Regions from separate parts of the Mus musculus genome. Here region 1 is linked to region 2. Evidence: chromatin contacts called from ENCODE Hi-C or POLR2A ChIA-PET data. All regions are on one chromosome and are shown on one strand. Each heading gives the region's core, a stretch centred on a gene start or an enhancer-like site at or near the end of the contact. The rest is flanking DNA. Distances are from core to core; before and after follow the strand shown. Region 1 holds the start of Rab33b (RAB33B, member RAS oncogene family). Region 2 holds the start of Naa15 (N(alpha)-acetyltransferase 15, NatA auxiliary subunit).

Region 1 (4,042 bases), core at 23-2,522, 68 kb after region 2:
GATCAACAGCTTTCTTCCTGGGCTCTTTTCTAGGGATATTTGTATAGCAATCGTTTTTTGCGTGATAAAAAATATTTTTTTCTTCTTGTTCTAGGGGGAGTCTTGTTTGGTCTCCAGGATGAGAAAAGGCACCATCACTCTTCTGGATGAAGCTGGACAGATTCAGAGACCATTTATGAAATACCCGTTTCCTGCAGAGCATTTCCTGTAATGCTACCACTTACATCGGACAGACATCACCTTGGCCTCATGGCATCACTTGGGGAATGGGGTATACTCTGCCTCTCTGAGAAGGTGCCTTTTCTTTCTCACCTAGGAGTTTCATTGACAGTTCATCAACTGGCACTGGAACTTGTTGACTTACAAAGTTAACATGTCAGATCCTTCAGAGTTGACTCCAAAACGTCTCCATGTAACCACTAACATACTGTTCCAGCCTTCTCAGTACTGGGATTATAGGCATGTGGTATTACATTCAGCTTAAGTGGTACTTATTTTTAATTTTAAACCAATGGTAACATTCAGCCAGGCATAGTCTCACACCTGTAACCCTAGTATTCAGGAGACTAAGACAGGATTCCCACAAAAATCAGAGCCAGCCTGGATACACAGTGAGGTTCTAGGCCAGCTTTAGCTACAATATGAAAATCCTGGGGGGGGGGGGCTGGATAGGAAAGAAGGGAATAAGGAGATGGTTCTAAATTTGGATCCCCAGAACCCAAGGCAATGCTGAGCAGGCATGGAAGACCTCCTGTAATTCCTACCTTGGAAGATGGAGACAGAATCCCCAGAGCAAGTTAGCTACCAAGACTAGCTCTATGGAATGAGCTCTGGGTTTGACTGAGAGATCCTGCCTCAAGGAGACCTGGCTGTCCTGGAACTCTATGGAGTTGAAGAGAATCACAGAGATTTAAGACTTGTGTTGCTCAAACCAGCCGAAAACAATTTGTCTCTTTTACAAAACAAACTGAGCGGGTCGTGGTAGTGTACACTTTTCATTGCAGCACCGGGAAGGCAGAGGTAGAGGAGAGTCTCTACGGCCAAGATCAGGTTCAGGAGCTGAGTAGCCTCTCACCCTCCTGCCCACGCCGTTCCGCCCCGCTCCACGGAGGCCCGGAGGAAGCGGTGAGCACAGGGGATGCTCAGAGCCCAACTCCAAGCCCCAACCCCGGCTGCGACCAGGCGGCCACGACGCCACTGCGCCGCCGCCTCTCGCGAGACCACAGCCGGGCCGCGCCTCCTTCCTCTCCGCTGTCTCTCTCTCTCTCCCCGCCCCCGGGGGCTGCGCAGCTTCCTCCAGAGCTCGGGAACCTCGGACGTGGCGAGGCGGTCAGAAGGCTGGAGCGCGGCACATAGAGGTCCCTCGGGCGGACCTTCTGAGCCGCAGTCCAGCCAGGGAGCGCCGACGCATCTTTCCAGGTACACCGCACCGACTGGCGGAGGCCTACTGCGCGTGCGCCGGGGCCTTAGCGGGGCGCCACACCTGGGTGGGCAGGGGCTGCTCGCGCACGCGCGCCGCGGTGCCCGCGGGCTGTGGGGAGTTGGGCGTCGTTTGTCACTGCTAGGGAGCGCTGTCGCTGGCGTGGCGTCATTCCCGCGGCTTCTGTGCTCCGGCTCAGCTCGGGGCGGGGCGGGAGGATGACTTCGGAGATGGAGTCGTCGCTGGAGGTCAGCTTCTCGTCCAGCTGTGCGGTGTCAGGGGCGTCTGGGTGTTTGCCTCCCGCCCGCTCCCGCATCTTCAAGATCATAGTGATCGGCGACTCGAACGTGGGCAAGACGTGCCTGACTTACCGCTTCTGCGCCGGCCGCTTCCCCGACCGCACCGAGGCCACGATCGGGGTGGACTTCCGAGAGCGAGCCGTGGATATTGATGGAGAGCGCATCAAGGTGAGCCGGTGGGGCGGGGACGCTGTCTCAGCGGAGTGCCGCTCCTTCTTGGCAGGTGTCGGGACCTCACCCTGGGTCTGGGCAGGAGTGTGCGGTGCGCCCCATGGCGTGGGAAAGTGTGTTTGTATCTATCAAACTTCTGAGGCATTGTTCCTCCACCTCTAATGTACATCAGGTTTACCTGGGACTTCTTGTTTTTCAAAAAAGCACGTTCTGATTTGATAAGCTCCCCTATAACGCACATGCAATGAGTCTGTGGACCGACCACACTTTGAGTGACAGAGGTGTAGGGGGCGGTCACCCCCCCACTCCCACCCCCATTGCTTGAGTGAGAGTTTTGGGCTGGGAATCTGGGTGGTGGTGGTGGTGGGGTATAACCGGAAGAAACTCAGAAATTTTTCAAGCATAGAAAATTCCGTTATAAGTCGGGCCTGGGGGAACACTTCTTAAATCTCAGCACTCTCACAGAGACCAGGATCTCTGTGTTTGAGATCAGCGTGGTCTAATTAGTTCCAGGATAGACAGGGCTCTCCTGGATAGACAGAATACACAGAGAAACCCTGTCTCAACCAAACAAACCTCAAACACCCCAATTTAACAACAACAACAACAACAACAACAACAAAACCTCCGTTATATCTAGGAATTCTTTTGAGCATTGCACAGATGCTAAGTATTGTGGGAGTAAAACCTGTTGCCTTTGAGGCGTTTTCTGTATGATAACCAATTTATCTAGGGGGAAAAAAATCTGTTTTCTCATTGAGGCATTTATATGTGATGGTTCTTAGGTGGTTTGCCAACATCATATCTCTTGTTGCAAAAACAGACCCTCTCCCAGGTAGCTACTGAGACTTTGTAATCATAGTAGGAAGTCTAAGGCAGCCAGGTTGGGATTCTGAAGGGTTGGGTTCCTCAACTGCAGAATAATGATCCTTGACAAGTCAGGGGCCTCCTGATGCTGTAAACCTCGGCACTGTTGCGAAACTACTAAGGGTTACTTAATACTACTCCTTAAAACATATGAGATGGAGGTGTGTGTGTGGGGGGGGAGCACCCGTGTCTTTAACTCTAGTATTCTGGGAGATAGAGGCAAGTGGATTTCTGTGCGTTCAAGGCAGTCTGGTGTATATAGTTAGTCCCAGGACAACCAGGGAGACTACAAACTGCCCCCCTCCCCACATATGAAACCTGGGACCACCCACCCCCTTAAGCAACTGTTTTACATTGCAGTCTCCTACATCAGTCTACTCAGAAGAGGTTTGATTTGCCCCTCCTCCCCTTCTTCCCTTGAGGCGTCGTGTTTCCGTTTCTATACTCACCCTTTCCTCAAAGAGTTTTACTTTTACCCCAGGAACAATAAAGGGCAAATCATCTTATTTAAGAGATCAACCCTTCTCTGGGCCCCTTTGCTTTTAAATTTGCCTTTATTTTATGTGTGTGCATGCACAGGTGTGCATGAGTATGTGTGTATGTGAGTGAGGTAAGTCTAGGCTCTAGGGATTGATGTCAGGAGTCTTCCTCGGGTGCTCTCTAGCTTTACTGTTTTGAGGTAGTCTCCTCAACGAATCTGGAGCACACTGGTTCCATGAGACTGACTAGGACTAGGATCAGGGCTGGGATCACAGTTGTACAGGTGCCAAGGGTACAAATTTAGCTTGGCAAGCACTTTCTTTCCTTTCTTTCTTTTTCTTTTCTTTTTTTTTTTTTTTTTCCAGACAGGGTTTCTCTGTGTAGCCCTGGCTGTCCTGGAACTCACTTTGTAGACCAGGCTGGCCTCGAACTCAGAAATTCGCCTGCCTCTGCCTCCCGAGTGCTGGGATCAAAGGCGTGCGCCACCACTCCGGGCTTGGTTTACACTTCCACATCACTGTTCACCACTGAAGGAAGTCAGGACAGGAACTCACACAGGGCAGGAACCTGGAGGCAGGAGCAGATGCAGAGACCATGGATGGGTGCTACTTACAGGCTTGCTTCCCCTGGTTTGGCCAGCTTGCCTCCCTGTACTTCCCAGGATACCAGCACCACCCACAATAGGTTGGGCCCTCGTCCATTGGTCACTAAGTGTGAAAATGCCTTACAGCTGGGTGTCTTGGAGGCATTTTTCTCAACTTCTCTTGATGACTCTAGCTTGTGCCAAGTTGGCACAAACCCAGCC
Region 2 (4,075 bases), core at 409-2,908:
TTGGGAGGCAGAGGCAGGTGGATTTCTGAGTTCGAGGCCAGCCTTGTCTATAGAGTGAGTTCCAGGACAGCCAGGGCTACACAGAGAAACCCTGTCTCAAAAAAACAACAACAAAAAAGTGCTTATCTGGCATGCATAAAGCACCAGGTTAGCTCTTCAACAGCACACACTTGTAGAAAAGCTATTTATTTACTTACATCTTTGTATGTGAAGGATTTTCTTCTAGGCTTATCTATTTTATATGCATGAGCCTTTTGTCTGTGCGAGCACCCTGTGTATACCTGGCCTCTTCAGAGGTGCTGGGACCCAGCCTAGGTTCTCTGCAAGAGTAACAGGTCATTTCCCCTATGAACTCCCTCTCCAGCCCAGAATTCACTTGTTATTTATGTGTGCCAACATGGAGGTTAGAGAACAACTCTTTGGAGCCTTTTCTCTTTTTCCATCTTCATGTGAGTTCAGGGGTCAAATTCAGGCTGTCAGGCTTGCAAAGTAAGTGCCTTAATCCACTGAACCATCTCACCAACTTAATTTTCCTAAATCTTTAGAGAGATTAGTGTTCAAGGATACCCCAGGATTTGCCTGCTCTAAGCTTGCTCCCTTTTTGGTTTTTAAGAGATCGAATTCCAGGATAGCCAGGGAAACACTGGGAAATCCTGTCTCAAAACAAAACAAACAAAAACAGACCTAAAGGAGCTAAACTGCTGCACATCTTTATGACTCAGGATGCACAGATTACTAGAAGGTCCACATGAGATAATCAAGGGTAAAATGGCTCTTGTGACTCAATGGCTTGCCATTTTGTAAAGTTTTATTGTTAACTGTAATGAAACGTCTGGATCCTCTTCTCTCTCAGGCCTGACCTTGCTCAGTGGAGTCTGGCCTCTAAGGATTGAGGATTTCTGTTAACAGGCAGTTCAACAGATACAACCCTAAGCATGAATTAGAAGCCAACTCCAGGAGTCTCGGCCCTCAACTCCACCACATTAAGGTGACTCACACAGCCAGTTCCTCAACCTCGCATTATATGACTTCAGCAATGAAATAAATATACCTCAACCTTCAGAGGCTCCTTTGGCAGTATAAGTATGTCACTTCGGATCTGGCCAACACCTTTCCTGGCTATCTCTAGCAATAGTCAACAAAAATCACTGATACCCTAGCCAGCCGGGGCCCATTTCATAGGTCAAGCTCTTAGAGGCTTTTCAAGATGATTAAGCCCTCTTTTTCGGATCGGTTCACAAATTACCCTTCGCTCCCTTCTGTACACAATACAGGCACTTGGGCCTAGAACCATTATACCTCTTCTTAAAACATCTCCATTTTGGCACTTGATACTCAAGCTATGATGACACCATCTGGGTGAGTCTACCCCACCGAGAGAAAGGCAGGCCGGTCTAGCGAGAAGGGGCAGAAAGTCTGTTTCCAGAGAGGAGGCGGCGGCGGCGGAAGCGTCATTGGCGGCCCTCCCAGGCACACGGCACTGGCAGGACCGGCAGAGCCAACTCTGAAATCCGCGGCTCCGCAGGCCGGCCCGGCCTCCGCGTTCCCGGCAGGCTCCGGTGCATCGAGGGTGGGGAAGAGCGGGTCACCGCGCCTGCGCGTTGGGAGGTGTGACCCGGGTGGGAAAGCCCTCCGAGTCCGCCATTTTGGCTGCCTCTGTCGGTCTTTTCAGTTACCACGTGAACCGCCGACGGAGACCCGGGAGGGGGGAGGTGGCGGCGGCGTTAAGTGAGAAAGGGGGAAAAGGAGGAGAGAGAGAGAGAGAGAGAAAAAAAAGAAAAGAAAAAAAAAAAGAGGCGAAGGGAGTGTCAGGACAGGGCGGGCGCGGCGACCCCGGAGGCCTAGTGGCGGCGGAGTGAAGGCTTCAAGGCTGAAGTGAGCTCGGGAACGGCAGTGGCGGCGGCGGGCGGACAAACGGACTGAGCGAGCCGGGCGGTGGCGGGAGCCGCGGGAGGAGCCGGAACCATGCCGGCCGTGAGCCTCCCGCCCAAGGAGAACGCGCTCTTCAAGCGGATCTTGGTGAGTGTGAGGCGGCGAGCGGGCACCGGGGATGGTTTCGCTGGGAGCCGGGCCTGTCAGCCCCGAGCCCGGGCGGGCGAGCGGGCACCCGGCCACCCCGCGGGGACCCCACCTCGGCTGTGCTGGCTGGCGGGGCGCACTCTCAGCTCTCGTCTCGCCCCGGGAGCGCCCCCACCTCCGTCCGCGCGCCGCGGCCCGCGGGCTTCGAGGCCTCGGTTCCGGACTAGGCCCCGACTCCCCGGCATCCGCACGGCTCGGCTGCCGTTTACCCTCCTAGAGCGAAGGGAGGAGCAGCCTGGCCTTGAGCGGGGCAGCGGGCCGCACGGGCCGGGAGTCGCGGCCCCGCTCCGGACAGGGATTCTGCCGGCTGGTCGGGGTGGCACCCTCGGAAGGAACAGGTGGTGTGGCCGAGGCAGGGACTCATTCATTGCTTGAAAGCACTTCTCCCTCTCCGGCCCCGTCCCTCCCTCTTCCTCCCCATCTGGGATTCACCGGTCCCCGCCCGGCCGGGGGTCACTGTTGGACTCGAAAGAATGGACTCTTGTAGAAGCGGAGGCTACTCTGTCACCTCCATCCAGGCACTTGCATACTTGATCCTGCAGCCCCTCGGCCTCTTTTTTTGGGAGTGGGAAACGCAGCATTTGTTTGTTAGTTGGAGAGCAAAACGGCCCCACCCCGACACCCTTCTCCGGGAGGTGGGACTCATTTCTAGGGGCGGTCCGGTAGGAAGTTTCAGTACAGACTCCCCCTCCACCCCTTACTCTGAAGTTTTAAAAATAGCGGTGCAAAAACTTAGCAGGAGATAATAGAAGTGTCTTCTAAGATGGATCTTGTTGACGCTATCTCAAACTCATCCCCTGTGCTTCAGATGTTTGCGGTTTGCATAAAAATACACGCAGTGATAACTTGCGGGGGTATGGGCTTGAATCTGTTTACATTGTAAACTATGCCCTGCTTTATCGGCTCTGTCATTAATACATTGTAGCAGTTTTTGTTGTTAGTGTGAGGGTAGCTTCTTTTATACAAACTTTTTTGTGCGTGAAAGAATTAAGTGTATTCGCCAAACTTGACTTGAATTTTGGAGTGTGTGTGTGTGTTAGCCTTTTAGATTGCAGTTATAATTCGTTTGACAACAAAATAAGGAGATTAGATATTTGGCTTTTTCTTTTCTTTTTTTTTTTTTCTTTTTTCTTTTTCTTTTTTCTTTTTGGCTATTTATGGGCCAGAGAGATGGCTCAGTGGATAAAAGCAGTCATTGACTGTTCTTCCACAGGTCCTGAGCTGAGTTCCCAGCAACCACATGGTGGTTCTCAACCATCTATAGTGGACTCTGATGCCCTCTTCTGGGGTGCAAGACATTCAGGAAATAGAGCACTTATATACATAAAATACATAAATAAATCCTAAATAACCATTTATATTGAGGTGATTGATTTTACAGAACTATCCATGTAATCAATTTGTGTAGAAAAACATATTAGACAGTCACTTCCCGTACTACTTAATGGCGTTTTGTTTTCAGACCTTTAGAAGTCTTAAGTGGATTTGTAGCATAGTTTTTTGTTTTTAGTGTTCTGAGACAGATCTCACTTTCTGTAGCCAGGCTGGACTGGAACTCTTGGCAGTTTTTCTGCCTCAGCATCCCAAGAGGTGGGATTACAGATGAGAACTACTATGCACTTCTTGTGACAGTTCTAGAATGATTTTATTTTTTTATGTGTGGAGAGGTCAGAGGGCAACTTCCAAGAGTTGGTTCTCTTCCACCATGTGGGAGTTCCTGAGATTAAACTCAGGTCAACAGATTTGGCAGCAAAAAGCTGGGCTTAATATTGTCTGCCTTTAATCCCAACACTTGGGAGGTGGAGGCAGGAGATATTTGTGAGTTCGAGGCCAGCTGGCTCTGATACGGAGATTCAGGAAAGTCAGATATACAGTGAGACCCTGTCTTGAAAAAAACAATATAGGAATAGATTTGGCAGCCAGTGGTTTTTTTTTTTTTTTTTTTTTTTTTTTTTCCCTTCCTCACTGAGCATCTTACCAGCCAAAGACCAGTTGC

What was found. A loop is a pair of places that touch in the nucleus more often than their neighbours do. ChIA-PET counts read pairs that join two places held with the same protein, here RNA polymerase II (POLR2A).
Region 1: a loop to region 2 is called in a map of v-Abl transformed pro-B cells, with 2.6 times the contacts of the local background. The contact joins the promoter of Rab33b here to the promoter of Naa15 in region 2. A Hi-C loop is called at or near these places in 1 of 37 maps with a recorded cell type or tissue (v-Abl transformed pro-B cells). POLR2A ChIA-PET finds 5 or more read pairs at or near these places in 3 of 5 experiments (Patski and embryonic stem cell).

Annotation. Positions count from the first base shown.
Region 1 is chr3:51,482,694-51,486,735 of GRCm38, forward strand. Rab33b (RAB33B, member RAS oncogene family) reads left to right here and starts at 1,273. Exons shown (of 2, transcript NM_016858.2): 1 at 1,273-1,887. The coding sequence starts at 1,639.
Region 2 is chr3:51,414,358-51,418,432 of GRCm38, forward strand. Naa15 (N(alpha)-acetyltransferase 15, NatA auxiliary subunit) reads left to right here and starts at 1,659. Exons shown (of 20, transcript NM_053089.3): 1 at 1,659-2,019. The coding sequence starts at 1,966. It overlaps LOC108168868 (a long non-coding RNA gene), which reads left to right and starts at 2,026. Exons shown (of 2, transcript XR_001783830.2): 1 at 2,026-2,417.